Linked DNA regions of Homo sapiens: region 2 is linked to region 1. Evidence: read pairs that join two places in POLR2A ChIA-PET (ENCODE). Cell type or tissue: GM12878. All regions are shown on one strand. Each heading gives the region's core, and the rest is flanking DNA. Links, peaks and the distances in the headings are about the cores only.

What was found. Peaks named below come from ENCODE experiments on the same cell type or tissue, not always from the same donor. Only the 100,000 strongest peaks of a DNase experiment are listed, where the experiment ranks them.
Region 2: POLR2A ChIA-PET joins it to region 1 with 11 read pairs; 2 of 35 experiments call an interaction of 5 or more read pairs at or near these places.

Annotation. Positions count from the first base shown.
Region 1 is chr2:37,544,350-37,553,905 of GRCh38, reverse strand. No RefSeq gene overlaps it. Among named protein-coding and RNA genes, the nearest start is that of LINC03063, 13 kb to the left of the region's middle. In GM12878, for the core only: no CTCF peak of the experiment used is centred there; a DNase peak (open chromatin) is centred at 4,114; H3K4me3 peaks cover 539 bases; H3K27ac peaks cover 4,982 bases.
Region 2 is chr2:37,901,705-37,911,260 of GRCh38, reverse strand. No RefSeq gene overlaps it. Among named protein-coding and RNA genes, the nearest start is that of RMDN2, 19 kb to the left of the region's middle. In GM12878, for the core only: no CTCF peak of the experiment used is centred there; no DNase peak of the experiment used is centred there.

The DNA.
Region 1 (9,556 bases), core at 1,015-9,014:
TTTATTATAGAGAGGCTTTTATGGTTCCCTAAATATATGCCTGCTGGTCTCTCTGCAAATTGTGTCTTCCAAATGTCTGTTCTTCCTAGAACTATTTGCCTATTAGAAGCCAGTTATTATTTTTCCAGGAGTGGCAGCGTAAAGCTCGAGTATTTGTTTGTAGTCGGGCAATCCTAGAGATTTTGGATTTGTTTATGTTTCCCCAGATTCTTGTTCCATCATAATGTAGCATTCTGATTTTGACCAAACCTCAGGGCTTTTGCCTGTGGTCCAATAAGTGGGTGTGCACACATATTGTTCAAATAAGTAAAATATGTTGGTGGTGTCCAATCCGTCTCTTGGCTACTTCTTAAACTGCTAAGTGCCTGCAGAAGCTCATGACTATTTTATCACAGGAGCTAGTTTTCTCTGTTCAAAGTGAAGTTACCTAACTTTGATATAACAACTGCCAAGAATAAAACTTCTTTTTTTCTTATGTTTAATTATACAATTCATTGGCAAAATAATCATATAGCAGTATCAGGGCACTGCAAATGAAACTGGCTTCAGAGGATTTCAGCAGAACAAGAATTTTTAAAAAGGATACCGGGCAGCTTAAGAATTGTCGGGAAGGCTGGACAACCACGTAAACTCATGCTATTTCCCTAGGGGTCCAATATCCCTTTTGATTTATAATTTTTCTGTGGAGGAGTTTCAGAGGTTTTTCATTGGCCCTTCCTACCATAGTGGCTCTTACCATAGGTCAGGGAGCTGATGTAGAAATTCTGCCAGATGTTGACTACTCCTAATCCAGTTATACCCTAAAGAACTAGACTCTCCCCTTCTCCCCTCCCCTGTGCCTACTATGGGGTGCACTTGACTAAAAATTCCACTTATTACACAACCAAAGAAATCCTTACTCCTTGACTAAGGGAAGTACAGCAGCATTCCAAGTCCCCAGGAATCATCCGTTAGTTCAAGGCCAGTACCATGGGGATCCTGATATCCCTTTTGAGACCAAGAAGCCATTTCAAAGATAGCATCTTTCACCTGTATCACCAGCCTCCAGAGAGCAATTATCAAGGAGAGGAAGAGTTAGAGAACCAGGAGAAAACTCTAGGAAACCAGTGTTTTTTCACTGTCTTTAGCCCCAACCAGGCTACATTAACTATCTCTGATTCCCCCGCTGCAGTGTTTTTTAAAGGTTCTAGGATGGCCCTCAAAGCTTTGGCAAAGGGAGTGCCTTGCAGGCCAGCTTGAGGGCCATAGTTGGGGAATAGCAAAACAGGTTGCCATGATAAATTCTCTACAACATTCCTATCTCTCTAGGTCTTTGGGCTCCTTTATCTACATTAAATTTTAAAATATCTGTCATCTCAAATACAATTAGTGTGAGTCATCAAAACAACTGGGCAGGTAGAAAACCAAATTTACTCATGAAGCACTGCTTCCTGTCGACTCTCCGAGTCTCAATATCTGTTCCATTGGTGTTTTCTGTTTCATGCAAATGACTCTCACTGATTAAAGAAGATTGAGAAGCTATTAAAGGAGATTGAGTGGCTCACAGCATTTACAAGGTAGCTGGAGAAGCAAATTGAGAGGCCACACAACCTCAGAGGACTCAGATCAACTCAGGCCAAAAACTGATGCTGCCTCCACTACCCACCCTAGGCACTTGCCCAGTGCTCCCGCTTCAGCGATGGCCACCCTAAGAACTCTGTCTGTGACAGCTAGTGCCACCCCTAGAGAGGATTCCCTGAAGAACCTGCTTGACTGAGGCACCAGTTTCTAATTTATAGTCCAGGATGGTGTAAACATATCTATGTCTCAGCTTCAAAGGAGGCTGGGGAAGCAAGTATCTGCCACGGTTAGCTTCAGCAGTGGGAAAGCATCTCAATGTGCCATAAGATATCACAGATAGGAAATTCCCGAAACAAAGGAATGCATTTCTGATGCTGAGCAGGCAAAATAATGACATATGCCTATTGCAGAGTGTTTCCAGACTAAAGCTTCATCAAAACATTTTGAGATGTCATGCCTACAACATTTGTGATTTGGTCACCCTAATTTCCTTTTCACTAGCTTGCTGATGAAATAGAAATTGAGGCAGCAGCAATACCATAATCCATCGAACTTAGCATGCCATCAATTGCAAGTCATGCCATTATTTTCTGCATCACTAAAGAAATGCTGCCAAGTGTCCTATGATTTGTTAAAGGAAGAAGAAAACTCTCATGCAAACTTAAAGTAAGCACATCAAAGATTTTATTCAACTTGCTAATTATTAAGAGAACAAGCATAATATTAAACGAGTCCAAATGGGATTTGAGAAGTTGGGTGTATATATAGGTGATTTACTAGATTGTTGGGTTAAATTTGAAGAAAACAAAGCAAAAATCTGATTAATATCAGACAAAGCTATAGCCATATCATTGGGCTTATCCATTTCATGGGATAGAAATGATTTGCATTTCTACTGGACTAAATCTACAATCTAAACTCTACCTCTATAAAATTATAAAATAGCCAAATAGAAAATCAAACCTAGCACTGCACTAAAAATAAATCTCTCTTGTCTATTTCCAAGTTTGGGATAATATTTTGATAGCCTCGATGTTTTCATATTGCTTAAAGCTCTTTTGGGCTTATTTAGAATAGACTTTTAGCATATATCATGCTAAAACATACACTAAATAGAGAATTCTACATATCTACATTCAAAGTCTTATAATTTATTTTTCAACTCAGAATCATTAAAGTTTATAATTTTTCTGTGTATTTCTGTTCCTCATGCTATCAAGAGCATTGGTGATGCATTTCTTCTGAGGATTCCTCTCTTTTCTCTGGAATTTTCTTCCAAGAAGCTGACACCCATTCTGCAACTTTTGATGCTGGAACATCCTTGATTTTTTTCAGGTGTCAACAGAAGATTACAAGGCAAGGCCAACACTCACATTCCTTTCTCAAATGGTCTTAAATGTTTGGGGTTTTTTCGCACCTGTGGAGAGCTTATCCTTTAAATGGCTAAGTTTATGAATGTGCAGGCAATGACAACCACACCATTACTGCTTTCTGGCTGGCAGAGACCATAAGACACCATCAACTGTGAAGAGACATTCCAGTTTGAGAGCTGAGCTGCTATGGTGTAAAACGTGTGTTAGAATTGATGAACTATAGATAGTTGTAGATAGATAGATCTAAATATGTAGATAGGTTATGGTTTGACTTCGTATTACGTGAGTGGATTTTTCTTACCTGTGCAGGTATCAAAATATAGTGCCAGATGAGGCAGAGATTGCTAAATATTCCCAAGATACGTTTTCCCCTTCTTCGTTTTAATAAGGGAGCACTCTTCCCACTGGATTTTAGCAGGACAGTTGCTACCCAGCTAAATGTACATTTCACAGCATCCCTTGCATGAAGGGGTGGCCTTATAACTAAATTTTGGCAAACAGATAGAAGCAGAAGAGATATGTGCAACTTTCACATCTCATTTTTCAAAGAAAGCTTTCACTCCCCACTTCTTTTTTTGCCATTTCCTGTGTGTGTGAGCTGGAATAGAGACTTGGTGCTCCACAGAGGTGGTGAGGGGAGGATGCAATAGAAGAAATTATGTGACTGGATTAACCCATGGGGAAAAGCTTCCACTTGCCTTATTGCACAGGAGAGGAATATATTGTTTGAGTCAGCAGCCCAGCCCATACCCTACATTAATACATGAGGTCCTAGAGGGATGGTGGCTTTTCTAGAATAGTTTGACTTATCTTCTTGACTCAAAGGAAGGGACTCGGTAATTTTAGACTGAGGCAGAGCTGAGGATTTCTGGTGATTAGAAGTCCATACAACTTCACAGACCAAGTCAGCTCAAACTTGAAGTCAATTCAACTTAACCTGAATAATTCTTAAGCCCACCAGCTGTTAGTGCTGGAGAAAGGTTTTGTTTTGTTTTGTTTTGTTGTTTTGTTTTGTTTTACATTTGTCCTCAATTTTACCATTCCAATGGGCACATGCCATGTGATAGGAGCCCCAGGAAGGGCTTATACTTACTAGTCCTCAATTTTCAGTTCTCATGGTCAAAGCAGGCAAGAACTCAAGTCAGGCTATGGAAAGGAGAAGCAGTCAGCGAGAAACGAGAGTTGAGAAGGACTCCTCTGATAATGAAAACAGATCATTATAGAGCTGCAATTCATCCTCTAACTCACCCGGCACACAGCTGCCGTCCAGGGTGGCTGAAGGAAACATGGACAGTCAGCCCACCATGAATTGAGCTAAGATGCCCAATGGCTCACAAATAGGATCTGCAGGAGAACCTCAAGTCACCAGTGGGAGACCTTATTCACCACAGGGGACCCAGATGGGTCATGTGGAAATAGGACACACACACACACAACTCCTATTCAAGACAAGTTTTCTACTGAAATATAGAAATCAATTGGCCATGTATCTGGCCAAATAATTTCTCTTTTAGCTGTATGTCCTAGAGGAAATCTCGCATGTGTGTTCAGGGTCATGTAGATAAATATGTTCACTGTACCTTTGCTTATAACAGTAACAATGATAATTACAAATAATCTAATTGTCCATCAAAAGGGAACACTTAAACAAAATTTGGAATATTAATACAATAGATTACTACATAGAAGTTAAAATGAATGAGGTTTTTTAATTAACAAAGATCTCAAAAGCATGGCAACGAGTAAAAATAAATTTGCAGAACAAAACACATAGCATATAACTTATATAAATAAATGATATGTACGGTTTGCTGGTTAATTAATGCATAGTTAAAAAAATAAAGGATACATAGCAACTTCATGACAGTAATTACCTTCAGGAAGAGGTATATGACGCGGTTTGGGATGAACAAAGAGATTTCAACTTTCTCTATAATGTTATATTCCTTTTATTTTGAACATTGGGAGAAAATGGGAAAATATGCTACATTTGGTCATTCTGAGTAGTAGTGGGTAATTGGTACAACAGTGCCTGCTATGTTACTTTCTGCATTGTTTAGTTCTTTCAAAGCTTTTTAGAAAAGAAAGTTAAGTAAAGGAGGTAAGATTGGGGAGTATGTGTGAAGAAGGAGAATTTCAGCTTTTGCTCTGATATTTTTGTAATAGGATGTTGAATGGGATGTAACTGCTATTTTAAAATCCATAACTTAGGCCTAAAGCTGAGTAAGTACCAAGAAGTGCTAACGACCTTACTTTCTACAGAGAACAATCAACTTTGAAGGTCCAGATTCATCCTCTAGGGTATACAGAGAGGCAGATCGGCCCCACCTCAGTTTGCCCCTCATCTCTACCCAGCAGATAATGAGAGAAGCTCGAGCAAGTGGCAGATGGCTTGGGGGAAGTGCTGAGGCTGTCCCCTCCCTTGTCCTTCAGCCTTCATCACCCAGGAAATGTGATGGGGGTTTGGACTGGGAGAACCTGCCAGAACTGGAAACTGGCATCTCAGTCTGCTTGAGCACTGAACTTGGAGATACTGAGCCCATCCCAAGTGTGGCAGAGGAGAATTAGAGGGGAGGCACAGGAGGACTCTGGCATTTTTTCCTTTCTCAGCTGGGCTCAGTTCTCTGTTGCTGCCCCAGCAGCTCTTCTCCCTTGGATTCTTTTCCTCTTGTTCCTGGTTACAAATCGCAGCCAACTGGCTCCCAGAACCCTTTGCCCTGTTCAAAGACACAGGTCCTTTCCATTAACTAGTATTGGTGATATGGTTTGGCTGTGTCCCCACCCAAATCTCATCTTGAATTCCCACGTGTTGTGGGAGGGACTTGGTGGGAGGTAATTGAATCATGGGGGCAAGCCTTTCCCATGCTATTCTCATGATAGTGAATAAGTCTCATGAGATCTGATGGTTTTAAAAAGAGGAGTTCCTCTGCACAAGCTCTCTTTTCTCTTGTCTGCTGCCATGTGAAACGTGTCTTTCACCTTCCACCATGACTGTGAGGCCTTCCCAGCCACATGGAACCATAAGTCCAATAAATCTCCTTCTTTTGTAAATTGCCAGTCTCGGGAATGTCTTTATCAGCAGCATGAAAACGGACTAAAATGGTAAATTGGTACCAGTAGAGTGGGGCACTGCTGAAAAGATGCCCAAAAATGTGGGAGTGACTTTGGAACTGGGTAACAGGCAGAGACTGGAACAGTTTGGAGGGCTCAGAAGACAGGAAAATGTGGGAAAGTTTGGAACTTCCTAGAGACTCGTTGAACAGCTTTGACAAAAATGCTGATAGTGATATGAACAATAAGGTTCAGGCTGAGGTGGCCTCAGATGGAGATGAGGAACTTATTAGGAACTGGAGCAAAAGTGACTATTGTTATGTTTTAGCAAAGAGACTGGTGGCGTTTTGCTCCGCCCTAGAGATTTGTGGAACTTATGAACTTGAGAGAGATGATTTAGGGTATCTAGTGGAAGAAATTTCTTTTTTTTTTTTTTTTTATTATACTTTAAGTTTTAGGGTACATGTGCACATTGTGCAGGTTAGTTACATATGTATACATGTGCCATGCTGGTGCGCTGCACCCACTAACTCCTCATCTAGCATTAGGTATATCTCCCGATGCTATCCCTCCCCCCTCCCCCCACCCCACAACAGTCCCCAGAGTGTGATATTCCCCTTCCTGTGTCCATGTGACCTCATTGTTCAATTCCCACCTATGAGTGAGAATATGCGGTGTTTGGTTTTTTGTTCTTGTGATAGTTTACTGAGAATGATGATTTCCAATTTCATCCATGTCCCTACAAAGGAGCAAAGCACTCAAGAGGTGACTTAGGTGCTGTTGAGGGCATTCAGTTTTAAAAGGGAAACAGAGCATAAAAGTTTGGAAAATTTGCAGCCTGACAATGCAATAGAAAAGAAAATCCCATTTTCTGAGGAGAAATTCAAGCCAGCTGCAGAAATTTGCATAAGTAACAAGGAGCTGAATGTTAATCACTGAGACAATGGAAAAAAGGCCTCCAAGGCATGTCGGAGACCTTTGCGGCAGCCCCTCCCATCACACGCCTGGAGGTTTAGGAGGAAAATATGGTTTCATGGGCCAGGCCCAGGGTCCTTCTGTTTTGTGTAGTCTAGGGACTTGATGCCCTGCATCCCAGCCACCCCAGTTATGGCTAAAACGGCCCAAGGTACAACTTGGGCTGTTGCTTCAGAGGGTGGAAGCCCCAAGCATTGGCAGCTTCCATGTGGTGTTGAGCCTGCAGGTACACAGAAGTCAAGAACTGAGGTTTGAGAACCTCCACCTAGATTTCAGAAGACGTATGGAAACACCTGGATGCCCAGGCAGAAGTTTGCTGCAGGGGCAAGGCTGTCATGGAGAACCTCTGCTAGGGCAGTACAGAAGGGAAATGTCGGGTTGGAGTCCCCATACAGAGTCCCTACTGGGGCACCACCTAGTGGAGCTGTGAGAAGTGGGCCACTGTCCTCCAGACCCCAGAATGGTAGATCCACGAAAGCTTGCACCATGTGCCAGGAAAAGCCGCAGACACTCAATGCCAGCCCAAGAAAGCCGCAGGGAGGGAGGCTGTACCCTGCAAAGCCACAGGAGTGGAGCTGCCCAAGACCATGGGAACCCACCTCTTGCACCAGCTTAACCTGGATGTGAGACATGGAGTCAAACGACATCATTTTGGGGCTTTAAGGTTTGACTGTCCTGCTGGATTTCAGACTTGCATGGGGCCTGTGGCCCCTTTGTTTTGGCCAATGTCTCCTATTTAGAATGGCTGTATTTATCCAATGCCCATACCCCCATTGTATCTAGGAAGTAACTAACTTGCATTTGAGTTAACAGACTCACAGGTGGAAGGGACTTGCCTTGTCTCGGATGAGACTTTGAACTGTGGACTTTTGAGTTAATACTAAAATGAGTTAAGAATTTGGGGGACTGTTGGGAAGGCATGAATGGTTTTAAAATGTGAGGACATGAGATTTGGGAGAGGCCAGGGGTGGAATGTTATGGTTTGGCTGTGTCCCCACCCAAATCTCATCTTGAATTCCCACATGTTGTGGGAAGGAACCAATGGGAGGTAATTGAATCATGGAGGCAAGTCTTTCCCATGCTACTCTCATGACAGTGAATAAGTCTCAAGAGATCTGATGGTTTTAAAAAGAGGAGTTCCCACGAAGCTTGCAGTGAGCTGAGATCGTGCCGCTGCACTCTAGCCTGGGCGACAGAGCAAGACTCTGTCTCAAAAAAAAAAAAAAAAAGAGGAGTTCCCCTACACAAGCTCTCTTTTCACTTGTCTGCTACCATGTGAGATGTGCCTTTCACATTCCACCATGATTGTGAGGCCGTCTCAGCCACATGGAATTGTAAGTCCAATAAACCTCTTTCTTTTGTAAATTTTCCAGGCTGGGGTATGTCTTTATCAGCAGCATGAAAATGGACTAATACAGTTGGAAAGTTACCAAATCTGCAGAGTCTACGAAGTTTGGATTGGTGCAGTCCCTGGTCTGGAGGAAACCACTGGGAGTCCCCTTGTACTGCCTTTACTTCTTGTGGGTGAGAATGGGGTTTACTAAATCTCAACACATCATGGATTGGCTCTCCATGGCCCAGCATACCTCCACTAAGATTTCTTTCCAATAAAGTAGTGCCTGTCTACTTCTTGTGTGGATATTGAGTCTTTGGTGAATCAGCCAAAGCCAATTTGGTCCACACTCTTAGTTTTTTTTTTTTTTATGGTAAATCACAGAAGCCACCAAAGAAGTCTGTGGTGGAGAGGGTTGGCTAGCTACCATCAACCTCACTAGTAGGTTATAATTAAATCAAGGCTCAGATCTAGTATGCCAGACAGAGATGGTCTACATAAGAATCCATAAATATAGCAGACACAAACTAATCAGATGACCTACTCTGCAACTTGGGAAGTGACAGCTATCCTTTAGGTTCTCCATCCCTGTGTGACACATTCCTGCAGGAAGATGGCCACACACCCTAGGCAGGATTCTATTTCTTCTAGTCAGGATTATTCAAGCAGAAATCCTCTTAAACAAGTGGTTTTCAACTGGGGTGACTTTGCTCCCAGGGGATATTTGGCAATGTCTGGAAACATTTTTCATTGTCATGGGGAGAAAAAGGCAGTATGCTACTGGTGTATAGTGGGTAGAGGCCAGAAATGCTGTTAAACATCCTACAAGGCACAGGACAACACCCTTGCAACAAACGATTATCTTGCCCAAAATGTCAATAGTGCTGAGGTTGAGAAACCCTATCTGAAACCAATGGCTGGATACAGAAACAATTATGGAGCAAGCCTTTGGCACCATCTCAAAGGGGACAGGACAAACCTTGCCAGATTCTGAAACTCTATTCATGCAAGGGTAGAGACAGTGTCTTTAAAGTATTTTAGCCAATCTACATATATTGAATACTTTTAATTTCACCAGTAAGCCCCCTTTTCCATCATTTGTTATGCTAATTAACAAGTCACCAGTTTCACCAATTAAAAAAAAATTTTGACATTAGTGTGCTAGTTAGTAAAGCTTCATTGTTGATTAAGTTATGGATAGCAGCAGGCATGGGAATAGATTTAGAAAGTAGGAAATAATTTAGCCAAAATGTCAGGCCCCTGC
Region 2 (9,556 bases), core at 1,144-9,143, 360 kb before region 1:
TCCTTATATAAATCCACACATTTTCAACCAAAAACATTTCATTTTGGTCCACTTGACAAAATAACTTTAATGTTTAACTGGAAGAAGAAAATGTAACAGTAACCAGGAAAAGTCTGAAAATTAATAATGAAATTGGACTAGCTCTCCCAAGTACTAAAATTTACTGGAACCAGTGCAAGTATTAAAATTTACTAGAACCAGTGCAAGGATAGTGTAATTAATGGAAAAGACTAGAGCCCAATAATAGACCCAGATGTAGACGTAGACATTAGAAACCGATGGAAAATGAGGAACTACTTAGGAAATAGCAAAATTATAACTGACTAGCCTCATACAAAAAATTTTAGATGGATGCCTACTCTGCTACACCAACAGATTTAGCCATAAAATATTAAGCCATACAATTAGACAAAAATTTTTTAAAGCTTTAATCAAAAGCAGGAAGATTTTTCTAATAATGGCATGAAACACATTAGCTATAAAGAAAAATGTGATGGCTGGGTGCGCTGGCTGACGCCTGTAATCCCAACACTTTGGGAGGCCCAGGCGGGTGGATCACCTGAGATCGGGAGTTCAAGACCAGCCTGACCAACATGGAGAAACCCTGTCTCCACTAAAAATACAAAATTAGCCAGGCATGATGGTGCATGCCTGTAATCCCAGCTACTCAGGAGGCTAAGGCAGGAGAATCGCTCGAACCCAGGAGGCAGAGGTTGCGGTGAGCCAAGACTGCACCATTACACTCCAGCCTGGGCGACAGAGCAAGACTCTGTCTCAAAAAAAAGAAAAAGGTGACACATATGACTAAAAAAATATAAAAGCAGAAAATAACAGGAACAAAGTGAAAAATGTTTCTAAAACATACTAGACGAAGTATTTCTCACATTTTCACACTTTGCGATATTTATTATAATTTGTGAGATTGATAAAGGACATGTGGCTCATTGTAAAAATAAACACAATTATTAAGAAGATAAAAATTGCTACCAAAAAGTAAAAATAATTAATATTTGGGTACCCAGCCTTCCAGACATTTCTTTCTGTGCTCACATATGTCATATGAATAAAATGTATAATGTCTACAGGGATAATATTTATAATGTAAATGTCTATATTTTTAATAGCCTCATACAATTTAATCAACCACCTTTTGATTCTTCAACAATATATTGTGACCATTTGTTCTTTTCTTACATATACAAAGATATGGTTCTCAGAGAGCAGTCCCAAGGCCAGCAGCATGAGAAAGTGTGGGTAGCCTGGGCAACATGACAAAACCCCATCTCTACAAAAAGTACAAAAATCAGCCAACTGTAATGGCAAGTGCTTGTGGTCTCAGCTACTGAGGAGGCTGAGGTGGGCAGATGGATTAAGCCCTGGAGGTTGAGGCTGCAGTGAACTAGGACCACACCACTGCACTTGTGCCACTGCACTCCAGCCTGAGTGACAGAATAGGAGTCTAAAAAAAAAAAAAAAAAAAAAAAAAAGAATAAAAGAAGTTGTGAGAAATGCACCTCCTTAAGGCCCATGGCAGATCTATTGAGTCAAAAATTTCTGAGTTTTCACAAGCACTCCCTGTGATTTTGGTGATGCTCACTTATGGCATCTCTTTTCACCATGTAGTATTTATTTGGTTGTATCGCTTTACCATGATTAATGTAACCAACTCCCATTGTTGATTTTTTTTGCTGTTATAAACAATGCTGCAACAAACATTGTTTTTTTGTAAAGGCTTTCTTCAGATGTAATTTATATGTCATATAATTCACCCATTTAAAGTATACAATCCAATGGTTTTTAGTATATTCAAAGAATTAGGCAGCTATCACTACAATCTAATTTTACAGCATTTTTTAATCACCCCATAAAGAAACCCTATACTCATTAGCAGTCCCTCCTCATTCCTCTCATTCCCAGCACCTAGTAACCACTAAACTATTTTCTGACTCTCATGGATTTGCCTATTCTGGACATAACATATAAATGGAATCATACAATACATGGTCTTTTGTGTCTGGCTTCTTTCACTTAGTGTAGTATTTCAACATTCACCCATGTGGTATGTATCAGTACTTTAATTTTAAAACTCACTTTTAGGCTGGGCATGGTGGCTCACACCAGTAATGCCAGCACTTTGTGAGGCAGGCGGATCACTTGAGATTGGGAATTCAAGACCAGCCTGGCCAACATGGTGAAACCCACCCTGTCTCTACTCAAAATAGAAAAATTGACTGGTCATGGTGGCTCATGCCTGTAGTCCCAGCTACTTGGGAGGATGAGAGCCCAGGAGGTGGAGGTTGCAGTGAGCTGAGATTGAGCCACTGCACTCCAGCCTGGGGGACGGGGCGAGACTCAGTCTGAAAATAATAATAATAATAATAATTTATTTTGTGAGTACATAGTAGGTGTATGTATTTATGGGGAACATGAGATCTTTTGATCCAGGCATGCAATGCATAATAATCACATCATGAAAAATGGGCTATGCATTCCCTCAAGCATTTATCTTTTATGTTACAATAATCCAATTATATTCTTTTAGTTATTTTAAAATGTACAATTAAATTATTATTGACTACAGACACCCTGTTTTGCTAAAAAATGATAGGCTTTATTCATTCATTGTAACTAGTTTTTGGACCCATTAACCATCTCTACCTCCTCCCCACCCCCAACAACCCTTCCCAGCCTTTGGTTATGACCCTTCTGTTCTTGATCTCCATTAGATCAATTTAAAAATTTTTAGATCCCACAAATTAGTGAGAATATGCGATGTTTGTCTTTCTGTGCCTGCCTGGATTATTTCACTTAACATAATGTTGGTATTTCATTTTTTAAATTACCAAATAATATTCCATTGTATGAATATACTACATTTTATTTAGCCATTCAGCAGTTCATGAATATTTGGATTGTTTCCACTTTTTGGTTCTCATGAATAATGTATCTATGAATATTTATTTTTGTGTTGATGAACAAATTTTTCTGTGCATCTATGTTTTCCTTTCCAAGCACTTTTTGTTTTATTATACTTTAAGTTCTAGGGTACATGTGCACAATGTGCAGGTTTGTTACATATGTATACATGTGCCGTGTTGGTGTGTTGCACCCATTAACTCGTCACCAAGCACTCTTTAAAAAAAACAGATTTGAGCTATAAATGACATGCCATAAAATTCAGCCACTTTAAGTGTATGTATTCAATAATTTTTGCTAAATTTACTGAGTTGTGTAACCATCAAGACAATTCCCAGCAAGCATTCTTGTCCATGCATTTTTTCATTCTTGAGAAGATATTTTAAATTAAGTTCCACATTATCACTTTCCCCATCAGAACAATCTAAGCCTCAATATTTGCCCTCCCTGAGACTGGAGGTGGTTGAGACCAGAAAACAGAGATTTTGGAAAGGCCATAAAGTAAAGCAAGGATCTAGCTAATTAATTGGGTAATTTTCTGGATTCCAAAACGTAAAACGCATCACTCCTGTCTTCTGGGACATTCTCCTTTAATTACTTAACACATTGTCATTTGAAATTCAGCTTTGCTTGTCTGGTCTCAGCTGCTCAGCTGTCAGAGGATTAATTATGCTTTTTTGTTGTTGTTCAGTGAACTGTAGAAGGAAAAAGAAAGTATGGCAACTTTAGTGAGAAAAAAACCTAACATGGAGCTGAAATTAGTCATTATCAATGTATTATAGTCCAAACCTTTTTTTTTTTTTTTTTTTTTTTTGAGACTGTCGCCCAAGCTGAGGTGCAGTGGAGTGATCTCGGCTCACTGCAACCTCCACCTCCCAAGTTCAAGTGATTCTCCTGCCTCAGCCTCCCGAGTAGCTGGGACTACAGGCGTGTGCCACCATGCCTGGCTAATTTTTTGTATTTCTAGTAGAGATTGGGTTTCGCTGTATTGGCCAGGATGGTCTTGATCTCCTGACTTTGTGATCCACCCGCCTTGGTCTCCCAAAGTGCTCAGATTACAGGCATGAGCCAACGTGCCCAGCCATCCAAACCTTTTTTAACTGTTAGTGTCACAATGTAGTCAGTGTTGCCATCTCGAAATTGTCAACCCCACTTCCTGCTACCTCCAGAGATGACCAAGGAAATCTTGCCTCCAGGACATTCCAAGCAAATCACACCTGGAATGCTATGAACCCTGGCCCCCAATATCTGTGTGTTCCTGTTTGAGGGCTGGAACAGACTACAGGTAAGCTGCATGGACTCCTTTTGCCCTGAGAAGTACACTGAAAAACTCTCTGACTTTGGTTTCCTCCTGGTCTTCTAAGGATGGTTGCATTTATTTATTTATTTATTGAGACAGAGTTTTGCTCTTCTTGCTCAGGCTGGAGTGCAATGGCGCGATCTCAGCTGACTGCAACTTCCGCCTCCTGGGTACCAGCGATTCTCCTGCCTCAGCTTCCTGAGTGTCTAGGATTACAGGCGTGTGCCACCATGCCCGGCTATTTTTTTTGGATTTTTAGTGGAGATGGGGTTTCACCATGTTGGCCAGGCTGGTCTTGAACTCCTGACCTCAGGTGGTCTGCCCACCTCATCCTCCCAAAGTGCTGGGATTACAGGCGTGATGAGCCACCATGCCTGGCTGGTTGCTTTTATTTATTATTGTCTTTTACAACATTTAATTTTGAATTGTTAAATAAATACAAAGATTGTATACCAAAGAAAGACATCACACATTTGATATTTTGGGACTATTAAAGATCCACCTTATAAAAACACCACCAAATTGTTCCCAGCTTGCCAAGTAAGCTAGATTTGTTTTTAGTTTACTAGTCTCCGTTTCTGCATCCTTCTCCCTACTCCAGTACTCCCAACCCATTGAAAGCCCTCCAGAAAAGATATGACAGATCCTCTCTAGCCATCCTCTCTGGCCGTCCTTTTGCCTTAATCTGCCCCTTGCACTTCCTCCATCACTGCCCTGGCCTTCCATTTGGCACTTGTCTACTTCTCCATTTGCCTCCCCACAATGAGAGAGGCTCTCAAGAATATTCACTATGTCTGTTGTATTCTTAGCTCTTATTTCTGAGTCTGGTGCATGGTATCTACTGAATAATTCACTGTTAAAAAATGAATGAATGATGAAGTAAAAGTAAAATTAGACCATTTCTAGAGGAATTTGCATTTTAATATCTCTGACTGTGGGTTTTTAACTTCAATAAGCCCTAAGCTGTGGTTCTTAAGCCGGTGACTATTTTTCCCTCCATGGGACATTGGCAATTTCTGGAGACATTTTTCGTTGTCACGACAGGAGAGGAGCTGCTAACACCTAGTAGGTAGAGGTCAGGGATGCTGCTGAGTATCTTTCAATGCCCAGGACAGCTCCCCACAGCAAAGAATTATCCAGCCCGAAATGTATATATTGCCAAGTTTGAGAAACTATGTCCTAGAAAAATTTTACGGACAGGAGGGGTATCATAACCCCTGAAATCATATCATTAAGGGATTTATTTTTAAGTAGTCCTTATGTCTGCAGACAGATATTACTGAACACTGTTCATGGAAATGCCTCCCTGATTTCTTTGCGAAGATTTTGTATAAATGTATTCCATAGGTGTGTCTTTTTGGATCTTGCATGAGTAAAAGAAGAAAGTGTATGGCTGTGTCCCTTACAAGATTTTGTGGCAAGTCTGAACTAGGACTATTTTTAACCTAGGCTGTGTCCAAGTATCCACTGAGCACTTACTATGTGCCTGGCATTATTCTGGGGTCTGGAATTACAGCACTGAACAAGACACATGAGGACTCTGCTTTCAGGGCAATGACACTCTCATGGGGGCAGATGCAATAAACAAACCGGTGACTCTAAAAGAAGTTGGCAAAGCTAAGGGCTATGGTAATATAAAATGGGAGAATATGGTAAAGGGGCAAGTTTAGATTGGATGATCAGAGAAAACCTCACTCAAAGGAGATCTCTAAGCTGAGATCTGCATGCCTTGGGAAGATCTAAGTGAAGAACAATAGCAAAGGCAACAACCAGGGCAAAGGTGCTGTGGTGGGAGGAGCTTGATGTGCTAGAAGAAGGAGAAGGCCTGTCCGTGTAGCTTCACTATTATGGTGGAGGGCCAGTGGTGAAGGATGGGGCTGGAGGTGTAGTCAGGGCCACATGACAGAGACCAGATAAGCAGTATGGATCTCATTCCAAGTACAATAGGGATCTGGGGAATGCAAGGACCTGATTTTCATTCGTAAAGGATCATCCGGGATGTTCTGTGAGAATGGAGTAGAAGAAAAAAGTAGGGCAGAGTCGTGGCGGAGCCCATGGTATCCACTGGGAGATGTTGTTCATTGGATATGGTCATATTCCATGCTGATGAGGCCCAGCAGGAGAGGGTTTTCTAACAGCAGAAGTGGTCTGTTTGTAAAATCACATAAGACACTTTCCGGTGTTGGGGCACAGAAAATGATACCCCCAAACATGGCACTTTGGCACATTGAGTACTTTGAATTATACAAGAAAATAAAATTTCTGGACCCTCTAAATGTATTATGCCAAGGGAGAAGTTTAGCCCTGGAAACTCAGTCACCACAGCGTGTTTGTTTCTTTCGCTTCTTGAGTGTAGATTAACTCTCTTCCTCATTGCTCTTCTTCTGTAATTGACTAGGAGAGACCAGAGATCAGACCTCCTCTTCCAGTCACTGGTCTTTGGTACAGATTAATTGCCTCCTTTATTGTCCTGTATCTAACTCAGACCAGATGGCACAAAAGACCCTATGACTGTTATATCTTCAGTGTGGAATGTTAAATATACCTTTTTCAAAAGGAAAAGACCACCTCAACTAATCGAATCATTGTAACTAACCATTAACCCTTATATAGAAAGATGTTGAAATTCTGTTATGCTCCTCTAGACTTTGTCTGTATAAATGATCCTAAACTTCTTCACTTCTGAACACTGACTTCCATTGGTGGTCATTTTCAAACTTTTACACTTGAATAAACTCTGTTTAAACTAGATTCTGAACTTTATGATTACTTTAGATTGACAGAATTAAAGAAAATTGTAAGGCCTCAGAACCACAGTCTCTCTCTGACCTTTCCCTACCACCCTTTCTCTCTGATCCTTCTTTTTCTTTTTTTTTTTTTTTTTTTTTTTTTTTTGAGACACAGTCTCGTTCTGTAGCCCAGGCTGGAGTGCAGTGGCACACTCTCAGCTCACTGCAACCTCTGCCTCCAGGGTTCAAACAATTCTGCTGCCTCAGCCTCCCGAATAGCTGAAACTACAGGTGCCCACCATCATGGCCAGCTAATTTTTGTGTTTTTAGTAGAGAAGGGGTTTCACCATGTTGGCCAGGCTTGTCTTGAACTCCTGACCTCAGGTGATCTGCCCACCTCAGCCTCCCAAAGTGCTGGGATTATAGGCGTGGGCCACTGCCTCTCTGATCCTCTTTCTTTCCTAAAACCCTAGGAGGGACTGTCTCTGGAATTTCCTTATCTGAATATGAAAGCTTCTTTCCAAAAGAAATGCAGTTGTCTTAAGACCCCCTCCCTAGGGATCTCATCAAATAACCAGGAAAGATCAATCACTGGAGGCCCAGCACAGTGGCTCACACCTGTAATCCCAGCACTTTGGGAGGCCAAGGCAGGCAGATCACTTGAAGTCAGGAGTTCGAGACCAGCCTGGCCAACATGACAAAACCCTGTCTCTACTAAAAATACAAAAATTAGCTTGGTGTGGTGGCGGGCACCTGTAGTCCCAGCTACTTGGGAGGCTGAGGCATGAGGATCACTTGAACCTGGAAGGCAGAGGTTGGAGTGAACTGAGATCACACCAATGCACTCCAGCCTGGGTGACACAGTGAGACTTCTATCAGGAGAAAACAAAACAAAACAAACAAAACCCATATATACATATGGGTTTTTTTAATATATATATGGTTTTATGTGTATGTATATATATATACAACTGGAGAAGTGAAGAGACTGGGGGTCTTCACCACACCCAGACTTCTCATCTGTTCTTCTGAGGGCAATTCTGAGAGATTACCTGGAGGACTTTATCTGCATAATAAGACAACCTTTGTTCACCATAAAGTTCTACCCCTCACCTGCCTGTCTCCTCCCCCAGAGCTCAGGGGAACTTTGTCCCAGGCCATTGTTCTTTGGGATCATTTATTTTCCCTGAAAATAATTTACTCCTGCAACCCCTATCTCCCCATCTCCTATGAAGAAGGGCATATAAGTATCTGGACCTCACTGGGTTATTGGGTAATCACACTCCTGTGATTTTCCCTCATGTACATTAAATATATTTGTATCCCTTTTTATCTTGTTAATCTGCCTTTTGTCAGTTCATTTTCAGCAAAACTGCAGTGAGCAGACGGGAAGCTTTCCTTCTGCTCCTACACTGGGGACTTACAGAAATGCTTGGGGTATCCTAATTTTGGGGGGATTGAGATCCTGTATTAGCAACTGAAGATAAGAAACCATCAAATGAGTATATTAACGCAATGTTATTGCTACCCACAATTTAGGGAGTCTTGGTAAAATGTGGGTTATATATAAGCTAATATTTTGAGGCAACAGACCTTCTCCATTGCCCATATGGACTTTCTAGTTCTGCCAGAGTCTTAAAATTCAGATGGTAATGTGATGTGTTTTCCCTAGCCTATGGAACTTGCTGCTTTCTAAGTTCAATAGTTAGAATACTTCTTATTCCACCTCTGAATTCTATACATGCAGAACATTTCATGGGTAAAAGTTACATGCTCACCATTAGCAGTTGTAAATCTCTAGGAAAAGGATGATGATATTAGGATGAAGCATTTATCTAACAGGAATTATATATCTAATGTTGATGGTAGAGATTGTATTTGATAATTTTGAGGGTCTGTCTGGCCATGTGCTCTAAATGTAACGAGCCTGACAATTTTTGCCTGAAGGAGAAGGTACAAAAATATTGATGGATCAGTTAAGAACTCTTCCAACTACAAGTAACAACAGCAAGATAGTCTAACAGTCGTTTTTAAAAAGAGGCAAGTGGTTGCTGGCATTGATTCATCAATCAATGATGCCATCAAAAGCCAGACTCTGTCTTTCAGTTGTATTAGTCTCAGCTTTGGCTTTTTGTCCTAGTGCTTTTCTTGCTTAAGGCAGAAAGAAGCGAGAGAAAGACATGGTGCCAATTGTCAGGAAAGAAAAGCTATCTCAGAAACCCCCCATGAAACTTATCCTTTCAACTCATTTGCCGGAAATAGAACACATGGCCTTTCCCAGCTGCAAGAGAAGCTGGAAACCAGGTACCTGGCTTTCTGACCTCAAGAGTAGGAGAATGAAAGAGAGAAGGAGGTTTGGAATGGTTTTGGGTTAATTTGCTCACAGAGTCTGCCACACCAACCAAGGGAGAGTTGGAGGGAATGTGTAGCCAAGACAAGATGTAGAACTCTGAAATACACAACAGTGGATGTAAAGCACATGGGAGGTATATATATGGGACAATGTCTTCTTCAATCTCTCTGTAATCTTTCCACATACTGTCTTTAGTGCTTCATGCTATATATACTATAACACATTAACATAATTATATTAAGAGATACCTTGCACTGA